Linked DNA regions of Homo sapiens: region 1 is linked to region 2. Evidence: read pairs that join two places in POLR2A ChIA-PET (ENCODE). Cell type or tissue: A673. All regions are shown on one strand. Region 1 overlaps FOXK2 (forkhead box K2). Region 2 overlaps WDR45B (WD repeat domain 45B).

Region 1 (8,000 bases), 87 kb before region 2:
GTTCAAGCAGTTCTCCTGCCTCAGCTTCCCGAGTAGCTGGGATTACAGGCTCACGCCGCCACGCCCGGCTAATTATTTTATTTTATTTTATTTTAGTAGAGATGGGGTTTCACCATGTTGTCCAGGCTGGTCTTGAACTCCTGAGCTCAGGTAAACACCTACCTTGGCCTCCCTAAGTGCTAGGATTATAGGCGTGAGCCACTGTGCCCATCTTATTTATTTTTTTGAGATGGAGTTTCGCTCTTGTTGCCTAGGCTGCAGTGCAATGGCGCGTTCTCGGCTCACTGCAGCCTCCGCCTCCTTGGTTCAAGCAATTCTCCTGCCTCAGCTTTCCGAGTAGCTGGGATTACCAGCACCCGAGACCAGCCCAGCTAGTTTTTGCATTTTTAGTGGAGACGGGGTTTCACCATGTTGGCCAGGCTGGTCTTGAACTCCTGACCTCAGGTGATCCACCCACCTCGGCCTCCCAAAGTGCTGGGATTACAGGCGTGAGCCACTGCGCCTGGCCTAAATGTATTTAAAAAGAGTTTTCTTGTCAGGTAAAAGAAAAAAATTGTAAATAATTTATTAGTCTTAACATACTATAATTTTTTTTTACTTTATAAACTAATACTTAGTTTAAAACACACATTGTGCAGACATAAAAAAATATTTTTGTTGTTTTTTTCTGAGACTACGTCTCACTGTGTGGCCCAAGCTGGAGTGCAATGGTGTGATTGTGGCTCACTGCAACCTCTGCCTCCCGGGTTCGAGTGATTCTCCTGCTTCAGCCTCCCGAGTAGCCACCTCACCTGGCTAATTTTTGTATTTTTAGTAGAGATGGGGTTTTGCCGTGTTGACCAGGCTGGTCTCGAACTCCTGACCTGAGGTGATCTGCCTGCTTTGGCCTCCCAAAGTGCTGGGATTACAGGTGTGAGCCACCGCGCCTGACCACAAAAATATTTTTGTATTCTTATTTGATAAGCTTTTTTCTGTTTGTAAAATTATTATTTTTTTCTTTTTAAACTTTTTTTGTTTAAAAACTAAGACTGAAACACACACTAGCCTAGCCCTACATAGGGTCAGGACCAGCAGTATCACTGTCTTCTACCTCCACATCTTGTTCCACTCCAAAGTTCTTAGGGGAAGTAACGTGCATGGAGCTGTCACCTCCGGTGATAACGGCTTCTTCTGGATACTTCCTGAAGGACCTACCTGGGGCTGTTGTATAGTTAACTTTTTAAAAATAAGTAGAAGCAGTATACTCTAAATTAACGATAAAATGTATAGTGCTGCCGGGCGTGGTGGCTCACGCCTGTAATCCCAGCACTTTGGGAGGCCAGGCGGGTGGATCACCTGAGGTCAGGAGTTTGAGACCAGCCTGGCCAACATGGTGAAACCCTGTCTCTACTAAAAATGCAAAAAATTAGCCAGGCATGGTAGCACACGCCTGTAATCCCAGCTACTCGGGAGGCTGAGGCAGGAGAATTGCTTGAACCCAGGAGGCAGAGGTTGTAGTGAGCCGAGACCGTGCCACTGCACTCCAGCCTGGGTGATGGAGTGAGACTTTGTCTCAAAAAAAAAAAGTATAGTGCAGTGAATACATAACCAGTAACTGTCATTTATTATTATTAAGTATTACATATTGTACGCGATCGTATGTGCTGTACTTTCATACGGCTGTTCGCGTAGTAGGTTCGTTGACACCAGCATCACCCCAGACTCATGAGTAATTCATTGCACTATGACATCACAATGGCTAGGAATAGGAATTTTTCAGCTCCATCATAATCTTAACGGGACCCTCATATATGCGGCCCATCATTGACTTGAAACGACGTGAATTTTGTTAGCCGGGCATGGTGGTGCCCAGCTGTAGGTTAGCCGGGCGTGGTGACGCACAGCTGTAGGTTAGCTGGGCCTGGCACAGCTAGGTTAGCTGGGTGTGGTGGTGCGCAGCTGTAATCCCAGCTACTCGTGAGACTGAGGTTGGAGGATCACTTGGGCCCAAGAGGTGGAGGCTATAGGGAGCCGAGATCACACCGGTGCACTCCAGCCCAGGCAACAGAAGGGGAGACCCTGTCTCAGGTCGATAGGTAGATAAGATAGCCGGGCATGGTGGCACACACTTGTAGTCCCAACTGAGTAAGACACTGTCTCAAAAAAAAAAAAAAAGAGAAAAATAGCCAGATGTTGTGGCAAGGGCCTCTAGTCCTAGCTACTTGGGAGGCCGAGGTGGGAGGATCACTTGACCCTCGGAGGTTGAGGCTGCTGTGGACTGTGATTGCACTATTGCACTCAAGTCTGGGCAGCAGAGCAAAACCTCGACTCGAAAAAAAAAGAAAAGATGGCTGATATGTAGAGGGGTAACCTGTGGAAGCCTGGCTGCACATGGACAAAATTTCTTGTGATTGAATAAAAATGTTCTAATAATGTGTGTCAGGGCACATGACTTGTCGTACTGCTTGATAGTTGTTGCGGCTCTAATATAGGAACAAGTCAGACCATGAAGTTGGTGGCTTGTTGTTCCCGAGTCTTTGCACCGGGTGCTGCTCTTCTGCTTCTCCTGCAGAGCATGTGCACAGACCTGGCTCTAGGTCGTCATGCCTCAGGCTAGAGGAGGGGCCAGGCTCCTTCTTGCTGAGAACTTTAGCAGAGCTCTGGAGGAGACCCTCCTGGGACTGCGCTACTGGAGCACATCCTTATCGCACATGAGATGGTCTCTAGCTCTGATCCTTCTCACCACACACTTCAGCCCATCCAGGTTTGACTTTAGTGACTGGGTGCCTCAGCACTCACTCCTGTTCCTGTCTCCTCTTACAGATGGTAACGAACTCGTTGAAACATGTCCCCAGAAGTAATATTTATTTTCCATGGATCTTTTATCTTGTTCTCTCTTAAAAGTTGTTTTTCAGGCTATGCCTTTTCTTGTTGACACAAATCTACCTGTTAATTATTGAGTGCTGAAAAACACACATTTTTTGGGGGCAGGTTCTTGCTCTGTCGCCCAGCTGGAGTGCAGTGGCACCATCTTGGCTCACTGCAACCTCCACCTCCCAGGTTTAAGCGATTCTCCTGCCTCAGCCTTAGGAGTAGCTGGGATTACAGATGCCTGCCACCACACCTGGCTGATTTTTGTATTTTTTGTACAGATGGGGTTTCCACATGTTGGTTAGGCTGGTCTCGAACTCCTGACCTCAGCTTATCCACCTGCCTCAGCCTCCTAAAGTGCTGGGATTACAGGTGTAAGCCACCGTGCCCGGCCTTGGCCTTCGTGATTTCTGATGAGAAGTCAGCTGTTAACAGTTATCCAGTCGCTTATCTCTTGCTGCTGTCAAGATTCTCTCTTTTTTTGTCTTTTGGCTTTCAACACTGATTAAAATGTGTTTCATTTTGGGTCCTGTGAGTTTATCCTACTTGGAGTTTGTTGAGCTTCTTGGATTTGTAAAATTTTTGTCTTTCATTAAACTCGAAAAGGTTTTGGCCATTATTTTTTCAGACATTCTTTCTGCCCATTTCAAACTTCCATGGTTGGTTGGTGAGCTGACATCTCACAGGTCCTTTAGGCTCTGCTCGTCTTCTTTGTTCTTTCTCCTTTCTGAGGAGACTTGCGGGAGCAGAATCTCAGTCTTCCCATCTTCAAGTTTCCTGATTCTTCTTGTGCCTGCTCAGATGTGCTATTGAACTGCTAGCATGAGCTTTTCATGTTTGTCATTGTACCTTTTAAAAGCTCCAGGATTTCTGTTTTGTTCCTTTTTATGCTGTCTCTGTCGATAGTCCTGTTTGGTTCACACACACGTTGTTTTCCTTATCTCTTTTAGTTGTGTGTTTTTGTTTTTGTTTTTTTTTTGAGATGGAGTTTCACTTTTGTTGCCCAGGCTGGAGTGCAGTGGCGCGATCTGGGCTCACTGAAACCTCTTCTGGTTCAAGCGATTCTCCCGCCTCAGCCTCCCGAGTAGCTGGGATTACAGGCATGCGCCACCATGCCCAGGTAATTTTGTATATTTAGTGGAGATGGGGTTTCTCCATGTTGGTCAGGCGGGTCTGGAACTCCTAACCTCAGGTGATCCGCCTGTCTCAGCCTCCCGAAGTGCTGGGATTATAGGTGTGAACCACCGTGCCTGGCATTTTTTTTGTATTTTTAGTAGAGATGGGGTTTCACCGTGTTGGCCAGGCTGGTCTCAAACTCCTCACCTCAGGTGATCTGCCCATCTCGGCCTCCCCAAGTGCTGGGATTACAGGTGTGAGCTACGGTGCCCGGCCTGTGTTTTTATTTAAGTTTTTGAGCATATTTAAGGCAGTTGTTTCAAAGTCTTTGTCTAGCAAATCCAGCATCTGGCCTTCCCCAGAATAGTTTCTGTCAGTTTTTATTTCTTTGACTGAGTCATACTTTCCTGTTTCTTTGTGTGCCTTGTGATTTTTGTTGTTGTTGCAAACTGGACCTGTGATGATGAGAACGCAGTAGCTCTGGAAATCAGATTCTTCTCCTTTCCTTGGGTTTGGTGGGGTTTTTTGCTTGCCAAAGGATATAGGGGCCCTTTTATTTAACGACTTTTCCAAGCTATTGTTATTGCAGACTATCTTCCTTCGTTATGTAGTCACTGAAGTCCTTGTTCCTCAGCTTGTGTTTAGTTGGTGTTTTGACAAAGATTTCCTTGAATGCCAGGAACTCTTACAGTCTTTACGAACTGGCTCTGTGCCTGAGCCCTCCTTGAACTCTTGATGGGCTTGCCCTTGGCCTAGGGATCAGCCCAGAGTGAAAGCAAGCTCGAGGCCGAGGAGGTCTTCGCAGAGGGGGCCTTTTGCCCTGGGCATGTGTGTAGCTTTCTGAATTTTCCAGCACACACTGAGGCCTCTGAATGTCCTGATTTCCCAGAAACACACCCAGGTTTTCGCCTTAGGCAGTCTGTTGTATGTTGGGACTGTAATCTTCTGCCCCAGGCATCTGAGAGTTAAATGGGTTTGAAATGTTTTTAAGCTTTTTTTGGCCTTGGATCTGACTTAGGCAAAACAGAAGAGGAGTGCCTTGTGTCAGTCAGACTCCAGACACATTAGAACAGACACACACAATACATTTTGAATGAGGTCTCCAGCAGCTTCTGGTAGGCACTTAAGGTTAGAAAACATTGTTTAGGAAAAGAATAGAATATAAAGCTTAGCGGTTGGTTGTAGAAGGTTCTTGCTGCTGGATCCACTCAGCTCCTGGGCAGTTGGTGGGGGCCAGCCTCCAGCTGACCAGTGAGTGGGATGCTGGGCTGGAGCTGCTGGTATTATGTTAGGAAGGTTATTCCTGAGAAATTCAGATACTTGTTGACTGAATTGGTATGATGCTTATAGTCTTTCTTAAATGATTAAAGTTTAACATATTATTAAATTTAAAAATATTGTGAAATAATACTTCTTGTAGAACATTTAGACCGTAAAAGTGGATGTGAAAAATTATCCATTGCCGGGCGGGCACGGTGGCTCACGCCTGAAATCCCAGCACTTTGGGAGGCTGAGGTGGGCGGATCATGAGGTCAGGAGTTTGAGACCAGCCTGGCCAGCATACAAAAAATTAACCGGGCATGGTGGTGTGTGCCTGTAATCAGCTATTCAGGAGGCTAAGGCAGGAGAATTGCCTGAACCTGGGAAGTGGAAGTTGCAGTGAGCTGAGATCATGCCACTGCACTCCGGCCTGGGCGACAAGAGTGAGACTCCATCTCAAAAAAAAAAAAAAAAAAAAAAAGGCCAGGCACACGGTGGCTTATGCCTGTTTGCCAACACTTTTGGAGGCCGAGGCGGGCAGGTCACGAGGTCAAGAGATTGAGACCATCCTGGCCAACATGGAAACCCCATCTCTACTGAAAATAAAAAAATTAGCCGGGCGTGGTGGTACACGCCTGTAATCCCAGCTACTCTGGAAGCTGAGGCAGGAGAACCCCTTGAACCTGGGAGGTGGAGGTTATAGTGAGCTGAGATTGCACCACTGCACTCCAGCCTGGCAATGGAGACTCTGTCTCCAAAAAAAAAAAAAAAAAAATCCGTGGCCAGGCACAGTGGCTCTCACCTGTAATCCCAGCACTTCTGGAGGCTGAGGCAGGTGGATTGCTTGAGGTCAGGAGTTCGAGACTAGCTTGGCCAACATGGTGAAACCCTGTCTCTACAAAAATACAAAAATTAGCTGGGCATGATGGTCGGTGCCTGTAATCCCAGCTACTTGGGAGGCTGAGACAGGAGAATCGTTTGAACCCAAGAGGCAGAGGTTGCAGTGAGCCGAGATCGTGCCATTGCACTCCAGCCTGGGCGACTGAGCAAGACTCCGTCTGAAAAAAGAAAAAAAAGATATAGGCCGGGTGGGAGGTGGGAGGATTGCTGGAGGCCAGGAGTTCGAGACCAGCCTGGCCAACATAGTGAGACTTCTTTCTCTACAAAAAATTTAAAAATTAGGTGTGGTCGTGCATTCCTCCAGTCCTGGACACTTGGGAGGCTAAGATGGGAAGATCACTTGAGCCCGGGAAGTTGAGGCTGTAGTGAGCCATGCTCGTGCCGCTGCGCTCCAACCTGGGTGACAGACCAAGATCCTGTCTCCAATTAAAACAACATTAAGCTCATTTTGTCAAAGGAAAAATTACCGTCCTCGCATTTGCCTTCGTTGTTGCAGACAGAAGAATGCCCTTGTCCTCTGCTGGTGGACACAGTCCCCACAGGAGCCGCATGGGGTTTTTCTGTGTATCATGTATGGTGTAGAAGAGCAAAATGCTCTGCACCGTGTTTTATAGGGAATGAAAAAGAACCCCACCAAACTTAGGATGCATCTTTCCAGCCGGGCCCTTCCTCAAGCCCCTCACTGTCACCTCTGGCCCCAGGGCAGGCCTGGGGCTCACCCCTTGGACAACACTGAGGCCCAGCCCAGAGAAGGGACTTGTACCCTACGCCATACCCACAGCTCACAGCCACTCAGCCCAGCATGGGTTGCCCCAGCCAGATCTCCTTCCAAAACAGTTAGAAGAGTATTGATGAAGAGTCCTTCAGAATTTTGATTCTTCTTCCTCTCCTGGTTTATCTTCTGGTGGAAAGAAAAACACGTTTGGAATGTTTAAGACTGAGAGGTGATGGGATTTCTTTTTGAGGTAGAAAATGTGGTATGAGAATGGGAGGGAGAAATAGAAAAGTATTGAAGCTTTTAAAACTGTAAGGTGGCCGGGCGTGGTGGCTCAGGCCTGTCATCTCAGCACTGTAAGGTGGCCGGGCGTGGTGGCTCAGACCCGTAATCTCAGCACTGTAAGGTGGCCGGGCGTGGTGGCTCAGGCCCGTAATCTCAGCACTGTAAGGTGGCCGGGCGTGGTGGCTCAGACCCCTAATCTCAGCACTGTAAGGTGGCCGGGCGTGGTGGCTCAGGCCCGTAATCTCAGCACTGTAAGGTGGCCGGGCGTGGTGGCTCAGACCTGTAATCTCAGCACTGTAAGGTGGCTGGGCGTGGTGGCTCAGGCCTGTAGTCTCAACACTTTGGGAAGCTGATGCGGGAGGATCAGTTGAGGACAGGAGTTCGAGACCAGCCTGGACAACATAGATGGACCCTGTCTCTACAAAAAAAATGAAACAATTAGCTCTGTATGGTGGCACATGCCTGTGATTCCAGCTACTTTGGAGGCTGAGGTGGGAGGATTGCTTGAACCCAGGAAGTCAAGGCTGTAGTGAGCCATGATCATACCACTGCACTCCAGTCTGGGTAACACTCGAGACCTTGTTTTAAAAAAAAAAATTAATTAAAAAATATATGTAAATGGGCCGGGCATGGTGGCTCACGCCTGTAATCTCAACACTTTGGGAGGCTGAGGTGACTGGATCACCTGAGGTCAGGAGTTCGAGACCAGGCTGGCCAACATGGTGAAACCCTGTCTCCGTTAAAAATACAAAAAATTAGCTGGGCATGGTGGCAGGCACCTGTAATCCCAGCTACTCAAGAGGCAGAGGCAGGAGAATCTCTTAAACCTGGGAGGTGGAGGTTGCAGTGAGCTGGGATCATGCCACTGCACTCC
Region 2 (8,000 bases):
CGGGCGTGGTGGTGCACAACTGTGGTCCCAGCTGCTCAGGAGGCTGAGGCAGGAGAATCGCTTGGGCCCAGGTCGAGGCTGTAGTGAGCTGTGATAGCGTCACTGCACTCCAGCCTGGGCGACAGAGCAAGACCTTCCCTCAAAATAAAAACCCCAAAAAAACAACAAAAAAAACCCACCAACAACAAAAACCATCAAATACTAATAAATGCTGAAGCAGGGTTAATTATGACATTCTTTCTACTTCTGTGTAATTTCCCACGATAAAAACTTAAAGTTAATCACAATTTAAAAAGCTGAAACCCAACCCCCTAGCAGCCCAAGCTTCTCCCTCCTCTGGCCTTATTCGGGGGAGGGTGGCTGCTCCTACCCCCTCTCCCAAATCCCAAAGGCCCACTTCCGTGCTGTCAGCCCGAAGTTCTTCTCCGGTGAAGTTGGAGGTGCCCTTACCAGTAAATATTGGCTGCTTGAGATCCTCTTCGCAGTTCCTGGATTAAATGCCCTGATGAAGTATCAAATATTCTTATAAGCGTCCCCTTTGAAAAACAGTGAAGTGTTTCATTATCAAAGATTCAAAACTTTTTCGTTAGTTTTTGAAATGACTCACATTCACAAATCCATTAGTCCACACAAGCCTTTCTCAAACTCACCCACATCATCTACTACTTAACTTTCTCCTCCAACTGCCAGCACACAGTTGTGCCCCTGAGAACGAGTTGGTTGGTGGCTCCTGGTCCCACGGCACTGGGCACAAGTCAAGAGAGGCTTCCAGAGACAACCTCCTGACCGGGCAGGGTGGACTGACCCTGGATGCCCGCATCCCTGGCTGAGACCCAGGAGGAACACCCAGGCCCAGGCTCCCTGCTCCTGCTACACAGGGAGCTCATCTGAGAAGCACTGTCCGAATCCTAAGTCCCTCAGATAGCTAGGAAAAGCAGCACGGGAATCCGGCCATCAAAAAGGTGAGGCAAAAAAAAAAAAATAAAAGGACTTAAACCCATCCATGTCAGCTATGCTGGCTTTCCCAAGAAAGAGGTGCCCAAGACCTCAGGGAAGTTTTTAACATCTCCTCCAGAACGAGGAGGACTCTTCAGCTGATTCTGACAGCTGGGAAAACGAGAACTGCTGCATCTTTTGTCAAACACTCTGACAACATCCAACAAAAAATCTTTATATCCTTCAACCCAGCAGCCCCTACTCCTGGGGGTGCAGTAAGGAGCCAGCTTGTGGGGGACAAGGCAGGAGCAGCCTCACGGGGTGACTGCCGACAGCACGGGATGGGTCACAGATGTTGCAAGGCTCTGCGTAATCCCATCTACCTGGCTAACCCGGAGGGCACCGCTGCGGCTAAGAAAGCAGGAAGCAGAGAAGCATCCACATTTGTAACGGGGATTCTATCTAAAGAAGAAAAGTTGCAGGGAGTGGGGATGGAGAATCTAAAGATAAAAAGGGTAAGAAAAAATGTACCAAAAATACAGAGGAACCGCATTTCTAATTCATACAAAATTATATCTATTTTGTTGCTAATATGATACCATTCTAAAAAATACTACCTAAAGGGCTGGGTGCGGTGGCTCACGCCTGTAATCCCAGCACTTTGGGAGGCTGAGGCGGGTGGATCACCTGAGGTCGGGAGTTCCAAGCCAGCCTGACCAACATGGTGAAACCTCGTCTCTACTAAAAATACAAACATTAGCCAGGCATGGCGGTGGGTGCCTGTCACCCAGCTACTCGGGAGGTGGAGGCAGGAGAATCGCTGGCACCCAGGAGGCGGAGGTGGCAGTGAGCTGAGATCACGCCACTGCACTCCAGCCTGGGTGACAGAGCAAAACTCAATCTCAAAAAACAAAACAAAACAAAACAAAAACTACCTAGAAATAACTAAACCTGTTCTCAGCTGAGTCCCAGGAGTGAGCGGGACACGCCCCAAACCGCGTGTCCCCACGTGCTGAGGAGTGACCCTGGCACTGGCACCGCGTGAAAGGGTAGGAGCAGGGCCGCACTGAACCTCAGTGCACTGTGCCCACAAACGGATACCATCACCGGCTTGCGGTCTCACCTCCTTAACAATTTATAATTTCCTACAAAGTAACACCGGGTTTGCAGTCTTCAATGAAAACTATAGTACAAGATACCAATTTTCTTTGTAAAAATCTGAATTCAGGCAAAAAGAAGTATAAAGAACCCCAGATTTAAAATTATTTTAAAAAATTAACAGTTCTTCTGACCTCGCAAATCAAAGGACAATGTGTCCAATACGTCAATATTTTCAGTTACAATCTGGTGGTAATTCAATGAAGACACGTTACTAAGCAGGTAAAAAAGGGTTTTGAGCTGTGTGTTATCAGGCTGTGAAGACAGGAGCACAGAAGTTGAGTGGTTCTGCAAAATCTATGAGAATATGACAAAGCTGTCATATCTGATCACTGTAATCAACTTGGATGTGGACGTATTTTTGTTTCTTTTTTTTTTTTTTTTTGAGACGGAGTCTCACTCTGTCACCCGGGCTGCAGTGTAGTGGCATGATCTCAGCTCACTGCAATCTCCACCTCCTGGGTTCAAGTGATTCTCCTGCCTTAGCCTTCCGAGTAGCTGGGATTACAGGTACACACCACCATGCCTGGCTAATTTTTGTATTTTTAGTAGAGACGGGGTTTCACCATCTTGGCCAGGCTGGTTTCGAACATCTGACCTCAAGTGATCCGCCTGCCTTGGCCTCCCAAATTGCTGGGATTACAGGTTTAGCCACTGCCCCTGGCCCTGTTTCTTTGGCTTATCATATTTTACAAGACACTGCTTTGTAAATAATTAGAAATAAAACCAGTCCCTGGGCACAAGACGACCTGTGAAGACTTCAACCTGTCTGATGACATGACCAGCCAGGTCCACAGGCCCCTGAGGGGCTCCAGGTTGGGGCAGGCCCACTGCCTTTTGAGTCTTGATACAGGGAATGGCCATTTTGCTGAGCCTGCTGCTCCAGGAGGCACAACACCAACAAGGTGAGTGGCACACTTACTTTCTCGGATGCAGTTGCAATTCTTGTTCCCTGCAGGTTGAGTGCAATGCAGCTCAGGACACCCTCGTGTGCAGGAATGTCCACGGGTGGCTTCTCCGTGCTGGCCAGGTCCACAAGCTGCACATGGCCCGTGTGCGTGCCCGGAAAGGCCAGGAGGGAGTTGTTACTATTGGGACAAAGGACACAGAGGCCTGCGTGGAGACAGAGGACACCAATCAAGAACTGCCTTTGATTTCTCACAGCCAAAGTCCACTTTCTGCCCCCAAAGTTCTCCGAAAAAATAGATGTATATCATTTATAAATATCAGAACCACAAATTCAATTTAAAGATTTTTCATTGTAAATAAAGAGTATGAGAGGGCTAAGCAAAGCTACCTCGCATGAGACCTCCTCATAATCAAGACATCTGCTGAACAACTTTACCAACTGTCCATCCATCATGGTACGCGCTACCGAAAATGCAATGCAAAATTAACGACTTTACCAACTGTCCGTCCGTCAGGGTACACGCCACCGAAAATGCAATGCAAAATTATAAAATTTAAAAGCTGCTCCATCAGCAACAGCGTAAAAATATTAAAAAACGGAGGAATAAGTTAACAGATGTACAAGACCTATCCATGGACTGTAACATCTTGCAAAGGAAGACCACAGAAGATCTGAGAGAGAGCTGGTCTTGTGATCGTGGGCTGGAAGATTGGCTATTACTATCTAACTCATCTACAGTCAGTGTGATCACAGCTAACCTCTCAGAAAGGGTTCTTGAAGAAAGACAAGCTGATACTAAGAATTATAAGGAAAAATAAAGGCACTGGAACAGCCCAAATTTTTTATTTTTTTGAGACGGAGCCTGGCCCTGTCACCCAGGCTGGAGTGTACAGTGGCGTGATCTCGGCTCACTGCAAGCTCCGCCTCCCAGGTTCACGCCGTTCTCCTGCCTCAGCCTCCCGAGTAGCTGGGACTACAGCCACCTGCCACCATGTCCAGCTAATTTTTTGTATTTTTAGTAGAGATGGGATTTCACCATATTAGCCAGGATGGTCTCAATCTCCTGACCTTGTGATCCACCTGCCTTGGCCTCCCACAGTGCTGCGATTACAGGCATGACCAAAAATTTTTTTTTTTTTTGTAAAGTAAGAAGATTGCAAGACTTATATTACCTAATTTCAGATTTACTTTAAACCTCTTATCAAGGCAGGATGGTACTGGGATAAAGACAGAAACACAGATCAATGGAAGAGAACAAAAAGTCCAGAAAAAAAACCTTGTATTTATTTAATCAAAACAAAGGTACCAAGCTTAGATATCCACATAGAACAGAAAGGAACCCAGGCGTGTGCCTCACTCTGAATACAAAATGTACTTGAAATGGATCGAAGATTTAACTTTAGATGAAAAGCTACCAAATGTGTAGAAGAAAACATAAAAGAAATCTTTTAGCAATACTTGCAAAAGTGTGCCAGGGAAAAGGCTAAATCTACAACATATAAAGAATTCTTACGGCCGGGCACAGTGGCTCACGCCTGTAATCCCAGCACTTTGGGAGGCCAAGGAAGGCGGATCACCTGAGGTCAGGAGTTTGAGACCAGCCAACATAATGAAACCCCGTCTCTACTAAAAATACAGAAATTATCCAGGCGTGGTGGCGGGTGCCTGTAATCCCAGCTACTTGGGGGACTGAGGCAGGAGAATCGCTTGAACCCAGGAGGCGGAGGTTGCAGTAAGCTGAGATCGCACCACTGCACTCCAGCCTGGGCAACAGAGCGAGACTCTATCTCCAAAAAAAAAAAAAAAACAAACAAAAAAAATGGGGCTGGGCGCGGTGGCTCACGCCTGTAATCCCAGCACTTTGGGAGGCCGAGGCAGGTGGATCACGAGGTCAGGAGATCAAGACCAGCCTGGCCAACATGGTAAAACCCCGTCTCTACTAAAAATACAAAAATTAGCCAGGCATGGTGGTGTGCCTGTAGTCCCAGCTACTCAGGAGGCTGAGGTGGGAGAACTGCTTGAACCTGGGAGGCAGAGGCTGCAGTGAGCCGAGATCATGCCACTGCACTCCAGCTTGGGCAACAGAGGAAGACCCCATCTCATATTAAAAAAAAAAAAAAAAAATTCTTACATCTCATTATAAGATAAACAACCGGCTAAAAAATGGGCAAAACATCTGGGGCACTTCCCAAAAGATCTCGAAAGGGAAGAACCACAGGGAAAGATGTCGCCACCGCCAGTCCTCAGAGAAATGCAAACCAAAACCACAAGGAGATGCCGTTACCAGTGAGATATCATCACACACGCACGGAACGGCTACAGCTAGAAAGACCGACAATGCTGGAACACTCATAAATCATGGATGAGACGCAAGGGGACACAGCCACTCTGGAAAATAAACGGCCGCATTTTATAGTCAGACACAACCACAACATGGTTGTGACCGGGCAGTCGAACCCTCAGGATCGACCCAAGAGACATGAAACTACCCACACAAAGGCTGCTATGGGAACATGCACGACACTCCTCCTTCCTAATAGCCAAAACACGGCCGAAGGGACCAACAAAGTAACACACATACACACACACAGAGGACAAATACATGTAAAAAAACAAAACCTGAGGGTTGAGTGGGGAGGGGACTGTCCCAAGAAAGTTTTCCAGGAGAAGAGACTGTTCTTTTTTTCTTTAGTCTCACTCTGTCGCCCAGGCGGGAGTGCAGTGGCACAATCTCGGCTCACCGCAAGCTCCGCCTCCCGGGTTCAAGCAATTCTCCTGCCTCAGCCTCCCAAGTAGCTGGGACTATGGGCACCCGCCACCACATCCAGCTAAGTTTTGTATGTTTAGTAGAGATGAGGTTTCACCACGTTGACCAGGATGCTCTCTATCTCCTGACCTCGTGATCCGCCCGCCTTGGCCTCCTAAAGTGCTGGGATTACAGGCGTGAGCCACTGCGCCCGGCCGACTGTTCTGTCTTGACTGTGACGGTGGCTACACAACTGTTTACAATGACGGAAATTTATTGAAGTTTTTTTTTTTTGAGATAGAGTCTTGCTCTATCGCCCAGGCTGGAGTGCAATGGTGTGATCTCGGCTCACTGCGACCTCTACCTCCTGGGTTCAAGTGATTCTCCTGCCTCAGCCTCCCAAGTAGCTGGGACTACAGGTGCCCGCCACCACGCCCGGCTAATTTTTTGTATTTTTAGTAGAGACAGGGTTTCACCGTGTTAGCCAGGATGGTCTTAATCTCCTGACCTTGTGATCCGCCCGCCTCGGCCTCCCAAAGTGCTGGGATTACAGGAGTGAGCCACCGCGCCCGGCCACAAATGGTATTCTTAAAACGAGTCAGTTTTTTGTAAATTTTACCCTAACAAAGCCAGAGGCAAAACCCCCAATATAAAAAGATATGAAGATGGTACAATAAATGACAAAGTCAAACACAATCAATCCTCCAATTCAGAAGACAAGGGAAGGAAAGGCTTGAGTCCAGAACTCAGTGGCTCCCGAAGTGGTGAAAACATAGGTTCCTGGTTCACTGTGGAGGTTCTGAGAGCCCATAGTCACTGGGTGGGAGGGGACAGGGGCCCCCACTCTGTGACTCTGGTCAGAAGGTAGTTTGGGGATGCTGAGCTGTGGGTCCTGGAAGGTCCATCTCCTCTGGAGGCCCCTCTGTGCTCAGGATTGCTCTCGCCAAGCACTTTGCTCAGAGACCTGCTTGGAGAAGGGAGTGCCCAGCACAGGCATCTCCATGTGGACCCATTTCCCATCGCCACCCGTCTGCTCAATCTCTCACCTTTGGGGTTATAGCAGGTTTCGAAGACGTGCAACTGATGGGGATTGTGTGTGAATGTGAACACCTTAATCATGGAGTCCAAAACCACCACAATTCTGGAAAGAAAAACATGATCAGAGTTGCTTTCCTCAAGAGTCAAACCCAAACATTTTATGCTCCTGTTCTTATCATACTGAAACTGAGAAACACTGAAAATACCACACAGAAAAGGAGTGTTCCTGAAGAAAAAGCTCTGGAGGCAGGTAGCCAGCGCCAGGCCTGGAGCTCGGCGAGTGCACGTGGGCTGGCTCTGCTGAGGGAGTGCTTCTCGCCTGGGTGAAGGTCAGCCTAAGAGACGTCTCTGAGGTTCAGAGAGACATCATCAAACACTCCATCTAGGTTCAGAACCGAGCAAAACAGACAGAAGTGATATTTTTATGCTACTGTGTCTGGAAAAAATAAGAAAAGTCTGAAAGTAGAATATCCTCGATCTGGCTCAAGCGTTTGCATTATTATTATTATTACTTTTTTTTTATAGATGGAGTCTCACTCTGTCGCTCAGGCTGGAGTGCAGTGGCACAACCTCAGCTCACTGCAACCTCCACCTCCAGTTCAAGCGATTCTCCTGCCTCAGCCTCCTGAGTAGGTGGGATTACAGGCGTGCACCACCATGCCCAGCTAATTTTTGTATTTTTAGTAGAGATGGGGTTTCACTAGGTTGGCCAGGCTGGTCTCTAACTCCTGACCTTGTGATCCGCCTGCCTCAGCCTCCCAAAGTGCTGGGATTACAGGCATGAGCCACGGTGCCCGGCCACATTTGCATTACTAAGGGCCTTTAAATATTGACGTTATTAAAATGACAAACCCACACAAAAATGCAGGAAAGTTGGCCGGGCGCAGTGGCTCACACCTGTAATCCCAGCACTTTGGGAGGCTGAGGCGGGTGGATCATGAGGTCAAGGGATCAAGACCATCCTGGCCAACATGGTGAAACCCTGTCTCTACTAAAGATACAAAATCAGCCAGGCTTGGTGGTGTGCGCCTGTAGTCCCAGCTACTCCGGAGGCTGAGGCAGGAATTGCTTGAACCCGGGAGGCAGAGGTTACAGTGAACTGAGATTGTGCCACTGCACTCCAGTCTGGCAACAGAGCAAGACTCTATCTCCCAAAAAAAAAAAAAAAAAAAAAAAAAGGGCAGGGAGGTGAAATGACCTCTGTTTACATCC

The links. ChIA-PET counts read pairs that join two places held together with the same protein. Peaks named below come from ENCODE experiments on the same cell type or tissue, not always from the same donor. Only the 100,000 strongest peaks of a DNase experiment are listed, where the experiment ranks them.
Region 1: POLR2A ChIA-PET joins it to region 2 with 16 read pairs; 5 of 35 experiments call an interaction of 5 or more read pairs at or near these places.

Annotation. Positions count from the first base shown.
Region 1 is chr17:82,531,936-82,539,935 of GRCh38, forward strand. All of the region lies in intron 1 of FOXK2 (forkhead box K2), which reads left to right. Among named protein-coding and RNA genes, the nearest start is that of FOXK2, 16 kb to the left of the region's middle. RefSeq lists a silencer at 2,458-2,752 and an enhancer at 3,448-4,033. In A673, no CTCF peak of the experiment used is centred here; a DNase peak (open chromatin) is centred at 4,406; H3K4me3 peaks cover 423 bases; H3K27ac peaks cover 3,310 bases.
Region 2 is chr17:82,618,593-82,626,592 of GRCh38, forward strand. It overlaps WDR45B (WD repeat domain 45B), which reads right to left. Exons shown (of 10, transcript NM_019613.4): 5 at 6,797-6,891; 6 at 3,017-3,207; 7 at 451-536. Among named protein-coding and RNA genes, the nearest start is that of WDR45B, 26 kb to the right of the region's middle. In A673, no CTCF peak of the experiment used is centred here; no DNase peak of the experiment used is centred here.